Linked DNA regions of Homo sapiens: region 2 is linked to region 1. Evidence: chromatin contacts called from ENCODE Hi-C or POLR2A ChIA-PET data. All regions are on one chromosome and are shown on one strand. Each heading gives the region's core, a stretch centred on a gene start or an enhancer-like site at or near the end of the contact. The rest is flanking DNA. Distances are from core to core; before and after follow the strand shown. Region 1 overlaps MANCR (mitotically associated long non coding RNA). Region 2 overlaps LOC105376360 (a long non-coding RNA gene).

Evidence for each region. Hi-C counts contacts between places; a loop is a spot of excess contacts on that map. ChIA-PET counts read pairs that join two places held with the same protein, here RNA polymerase II (POLR2A). Pooled maps may share reads with other maps.
Region 2: a map of gastrocnemius medialis shows a loop between it and region 1 (10-fold over the local background). The contact joins two enhancer-like sites. A Hi-C loop is called at or near these places in 2 of 168 maps with a recorded cell type or tissue (Right ventricle myocardium inferior and gastrocnemius medialis) and 4 of 50 pooled maps. POLR2A ChIA-PET finds 5 or more read pairs at or near these places in 1 of 52 experiments (activated CD4-positive, alpha-beta T cell).

Annotation. Positions count from the first base shown.
Region 1 is chr10:4,661,953-4,664,652 of GRCh38, reverse strand. The region is part of intron 1 of MANCR (mitotically associated long non coding RNA); the gene reads left to right. It overlaps LINC00705 (long intergenic non-protein coding RNA 705), which reads right to left. Exons shown (of 3, transcript NR_015425.1): 3 at 2,234-2,700. Among named protein-coding and RNA genes, the nearest start is that of LINC00705, 7.1 kb to the right of the region's middle. RefSeq lists enhancers at 1,182-1,476, 1,202-1,496, 767-1,966, 1,350-2,332, 2,333-2,700. Within about 2 kb of position 1,377, at least 24 of the 41 ENCODE cell types and tissues checked have a DNase peak (open chromatin) inside an H3K27ac peak, as active enhancers do; they include gastrocnemius medialis, where a contact is called at or near this core.
Region 2 is chr10:3,569,319-3,572,018 of GRCh38, reverse strand. All of the region lies in intron 1 of LOC105376360 (a long non-coding RNA gene), which reads right to left. Among named protein-coding and RNA genes, the nearest start is that of LINC02669, 68 kb to the right of the region's middle. Within about 2 kb of position 1,395, at least 6 of the 41 ENCODE cell types and tissues checked have a DNase peak (open chromatin) inside an H3K27ac peak, as active enhancers do; they include gastrocnemius medialis, where a contact is called at or near this core.

The DNA of each region.
Region 1 (2,700 bases), core at 128-2,627:
ACCTGGGAGACAGAGGTTGCAATGAGCCGAGATGGCAGCACTGCACTCCAGCCTGGGCAACAGAGCGATTCTCTGTTTCAATAAACAAACAAACAAAAAACAGTATGTGACAAAAATATAGCCGTGGAATGAGGAAACAAACTTTTATCATTTATAGCTAGAAATGGACATGTCTAGATATAGAAATTATTTTTCAGATGAGCAATGCAAGCATTCACTTCTTATATTTCAAAGACCCTCAGCTTTGCCACAAAATCCACAAGGGCATATATTATACAATTGTTTAACAGATGTTGATTTAGTGAAGTCAATGAGTCTTTAATGTCCATTTATTTATGTAGTAATGGTTGAGTTCCACCTAATGACTCTAGATTTAGTTATAACAGGATTTCACATATTTGGGCAATTCTTTATATATTTTTCACATTACTTTATATCATCCTTTCAATAACATTTCAGTTAGACTTGGGCATTTTTGTTCCCATTTTATGTATGGAGAACCTAAAGAAATGAGAACTTCAGGGTTTTATTCAAGATTGTGTAATAAATGATGGAGGCCCTACCAGTCCCAAACCCTCATTCTTAAATTACCTCCAAATACATCAAAGGGAGAACCCACACAAAGACAAATATCCACGTTAAACATTTCATGAGAACGCTTTTTCCTGCTAGCTTAAAAAAATCAAGCTGATATGTAGTTTCATGGTAGTGAATGAAACGCTCCTTAGACTTTATTTTTAAAGCCATTCTTCTTTGAATGGTTTGAAGAACCTGCAGTAACGCTCAGCTCTGCCTTGTGAAACAGAATGTTCATATCATCTTGTTACTCTTTAAAAAGACATTTTGGCTCTGAATAGTTCACAGATTAAAATAGGTTAACACGCAGGACGTTAATCTCTGTTTATAGAAAATACCGAGACAGATGGAGAAGTAATTATGAATAAAAATAGATCTGTTTCTCAAACAGATTCCTGTACAGAGGCATTTAAACATCAAAGAAACTGAAGGCAGGGGCAGGGTGAAACCTAGCCCGTTGCTTTGACACACCGTCCTGGAGTGACAAATAGGATATTGACAGGGGAATCTGTTTAAGCCTGGAGCCATAGCTAAGCTGGACTTCCAGTAGCTTCTATTATAAGTAGCTTTTTCTGTGCCACCTAGATTTATTTGGCTGTGCCACTGTAATTTTGGACTGGAACTGAATGAACACAGTGTTGGTCTGAATACTGCTGATCCTCTGCCTATAATAGGATCAACTGACATTACCCAGGTTGCTGAGGCATGTGAAGTGCCTCTGTAACCAAACTCCACCCTTGAGTCAGAGCCTGGTAATCCCTGGAGACTAACAGACATCCACGTGTTCTGCATGATTCATGCAACTGCTATCTGCAGACAGTTGCTGGGTGAAACGCCCTGTTAAGTGTTTACTCATTATGGCTACTTTGCCCAACTACCCTTGAGTTATTTTGACTTGGACTAGAAAGGAAAAAACGAGAGCCAACAAAATGGAACAAAGAATTTGCCCTTTCTCCTGAACATTAGGATCTTTGGTGATTTATGTGTAGCTTCCCTAGGATAATATGAGACTCATGTTTACAGGGAACATGGAAATCCAGGAAACAGAGACAGAAGTCACCAAAGTGAAGAAGCAGAAATAAAAGCCAGGCTAGTCGGGATAGTGTACAGATATGCAGTTAATATAATTACAGCAAAAACAGGCATACTTGTGCCAATCTTTAAAAAAGCGTTTTAAATCTGGGGTCCCCAATCCCCAGGCTACAGACTAGTACTGGTCCGTGGTCTGTAAGGAATGCACAGCAGGAGGTGAGTGGTGGGCAATTGGGCACAACCGCCTGAGCTCTGCCTCCTGTCAGATCAGCTGCGGCATTAGAGTCCCACAGTAGTGCAAACCCTACTGTGAACTGCGCATGCCAGGGATCTAGATGGTGCTGTTTATGAGGATCTAATGCCTGAGAAGAACAGTTTCATCCCCAAACCATCCCCCACCTACCACATCCGTGGACAAAATGGGTCCCTGCTACTGTTAATATTGGGGACTGCTCTTTTGAACGATGGTAAATGATTTTACTCAGTTTTGTTTTCTGAAAAGACTGCTTCAAATTAACTTTTTGAAGTTTTCCATCAAGTGTGTGTGACAAGTAAAGGAAATACTGCTACAAAAATATGATAATGGACTTGCCATTATTTAGCATGTTATTATTGCCCAACAACATTTTTTTCCTGGATGATAAGTATTTATTAGATATGACGGTTACAGAAAAATATAAGCATGAACAGTATGCATCTATTTGAATGCATAAGTGTGTTCACAGGTGGTTTCAGAGAGAGAAATTGAGAATGAGTTGAGGGGAAGAAGATTAAAAAGGAAGGGGGACTCAGAGATCTGCAGTGACCCAAATATCAACAAGGCTTGGGAACATTTTGGATCCTGACAAGGGGCTGCTCTCCAAACCACGTGTGTGCTCAGCGTTGTACACAGTTCAGTTTACTTCATGTGTTGGAATTCAATGGTGCCAAAGTACATTGGCAAACAAAGTGGACAGAAGAGATAATCTGCTTGTCAGCTAGAGACAGACAAGAGGCATGGAGAGGGGTGGCTGAAAATAGGGCCGTTGGCATGCGCTCAGGGACTGGAGTGGAGGAAAGTGCTTGGGGGCACTGCAAATAGCACTGATGGGG
Region 2 (2,700 bases), core at 146-2,645, 1.1 Mb after region 1:
GGCTGTGATTTCTGAACTTTCTGTTTTTAGAAGAGATTGGTGTTCTCCAACTGGGGTCACTGGAACTTCTGTCTTCATAGGAGACCTGACTTCCATTTGCCTCTGATGCTCAGGCACAGCCCTCGGACGTGGACATCATCAAACGTCCTCTTCGCCTTGGAAGGGGGCAAACAAAATCCATATTTCAACTCCATTTTCTCACTGGGAGGAGAGAGGGGCAGGTAAAACCCATATTTCCACTTCATTTTCTTTATATAGTTTGATCTCATTGTATCTAAATAATGACTTCTTAGCAACACATTCTTTTCACACGTGGGCTCTGCATCTTGATTTAGATGATTTCCACGGAAATACCTTTCCTTCCTTCCTGGCCATCTGTTTAAGTTGGACCATCATCCACCCGGGATCTATCAAGAGCTGGGCAGCACTCCGATTTCACACACGTTTCTGATCACTCTTCCTAACAATCCGGGCAAGCACACAGGGCAGAAGTCACGGACGGGCCACCTGGGCGGGCGCTCCGGCCCAAGCTTAGCAGGGCCCCATGCTGGGTTCTTTAATGCCCCCTCGTCACTGCCTTGAAATTCTTAACCTTGCTTGTTCATGGGGCCTGCATGTTCATTTTGCACTGGGTCTTGCAGATTCTGGAGGGGGTCTTGGAGAAATGTCCTTTAATCCCCGTTAACAAATGAAGAAAGGAATGATCGGAACCAGCGAGCCGCTCATCTAGCACAGGGACTCGCCAAGGGAGCGGCTGAGAGGAGTTGTCACCTTCGCAGAGAGGCCCTGCAGGCCGTCTTCCACAGTGGGAGGCCACTGGCCACACCCCCAAGGAGAACACAGCGTTGTCCCCAGTGGCACTGCTGTAGGGAGGGCAGGTTTTCCAGATGCTGGGGAAGCACAGTACTTTCTGCATTTCAGTAAAGACTCATTTCTTCTCGTTGACCTTGGACGGCCCTGCCGGATAGGAGGTGGGGACTGGCACTGGGGACAAACATGGCTCAACACACTTTCAAACACGATGCACAGCCTCGATGAAGCCAGCCAGCCCTTTTGGCTCGAGCCCCACATTCCCTGCAAATGAGTGTTCTGTACTGAAGGACAATTTCCCCCTCACTGGGGCCTTCCTGTGGCCCCTCAGCCCCTGCCCCTGTCCCCAAGGCTGTGCAGGGTGTGCTGGGCACTAGGGGACAGTGACCCCGCTGTGGTATCAGTGCTCAGGAGCAGAACAATGATGCCATTTTCTTCGCTGAAAGGTCTTTTTTCAAAGCAAAATAAAATGCCCAAGGCTCGAGGGCCTTTGTTTTTTGGCTGAAATGTCTCTGTCCTCCCAGCAGGTTCCTGTTTTGTGACAATTCCTGCCAAAAGGTGTTTGACAGGCTTGGCTCCCCAGTGACCACTCCCTGGGACAGGCCTGCTGCCCACCGATAAAATAAGAGGTGCCGCCCAAGACCCCTGTCCTCTCAGGGCTCTGGTGTTTAAAGTCTCCATTGCATGTCATCCTTTATCTCCCCACAGCTGCTGCCTGGGTGAATGAAACATTTAATGCCTTGCTTCTTGTTTTAAGTGATGTTTCAGCTAATAGCAGCAGCTGAGTAGCCAGATGGAAAGACAAGGGCTAATGCAGTGACCGAAAGGTCTTTACAGTCGAGGCTGCTGGAAGAACACAAAAGAGAAGTTGTTTTGCCCAAGAAGAGGAAGGGGCGCTTGCTTTGAAACTTCCTTTGCTCCACCGTCTAGTTTGCACCATGGCCCAGGATGACCGTGGGCAGCTTTGCACAGCTAGCGTGAAGCCGTCTCTGCCATCGTGTGCATCTGTGTTACATGTTTGAGAATGGAAGGCCGCTCCTAGGCAGTGCTGGCTGCAGGGAAGGGGACACGAACTTAGCTTAGTGCCCTAGGGTCCTGGGCTTGGCCGTCTGCATGATTTCCAGGATGATGGTGGGCAGCTTTGCACAGCTGGCGTGAAGCCGTCTCTGCCATCGGGTGCCTCTGTGTTACATGTTTGAGAATGGAAGGCCGCTCCTAGGCAGTGCTGGCTGCAGGGAAGGGGACATGAACTTAGCTTAGTGCCCTACGGTCCTGGGCTTGGCCGTCTGCATGATTTCCAGGATGATGGTGGGCAGCTTTGCACAGCTAGCGTGAAGCCATCTCTGCCATCGGGTGCCTCTGTGTTACATGTTTGAGAATGGAAGGCGGCTCCTGGGCAGTGCTGGCTGCAGGGAATGGGACACGAACTTAGCTTAGCCCTCTGCTGTCCTGGCCTTGGCCATCTGCATGATTTCTTCACAAGGGGACCCACATTTTCGTTTTGTTTGAGTCCCACAGATTTTGTCCCCAGCACTGCCTGTTAGTGTTTCCTACCAACACTAAGGCTCAGCACGGAAGGCCCCAAACTCCTTTTCTTTATGATATGAAATCACTGCGTTTCTACTTAAAATTAGATGTTATGTGCACGTGCACTATTGGGTGTGTATATGTCTGTTTTTTTTCCTTTTTTACTTTCCAAGCCTTTTCTTATTGATATATAGTAGATGTACATATTTGGGGGTACCTGTAATAATCTAATACTTCCATGTAATCAAATGGTAACTGGGATATCCATCACCTTAAATATTTATCTTTTAGTTACACTGTGTCTGTTTTTAAAGAGGTGCTTGTGAATCAGAGAAAAGAATGCTGGCAGGTGTATTTTGAATT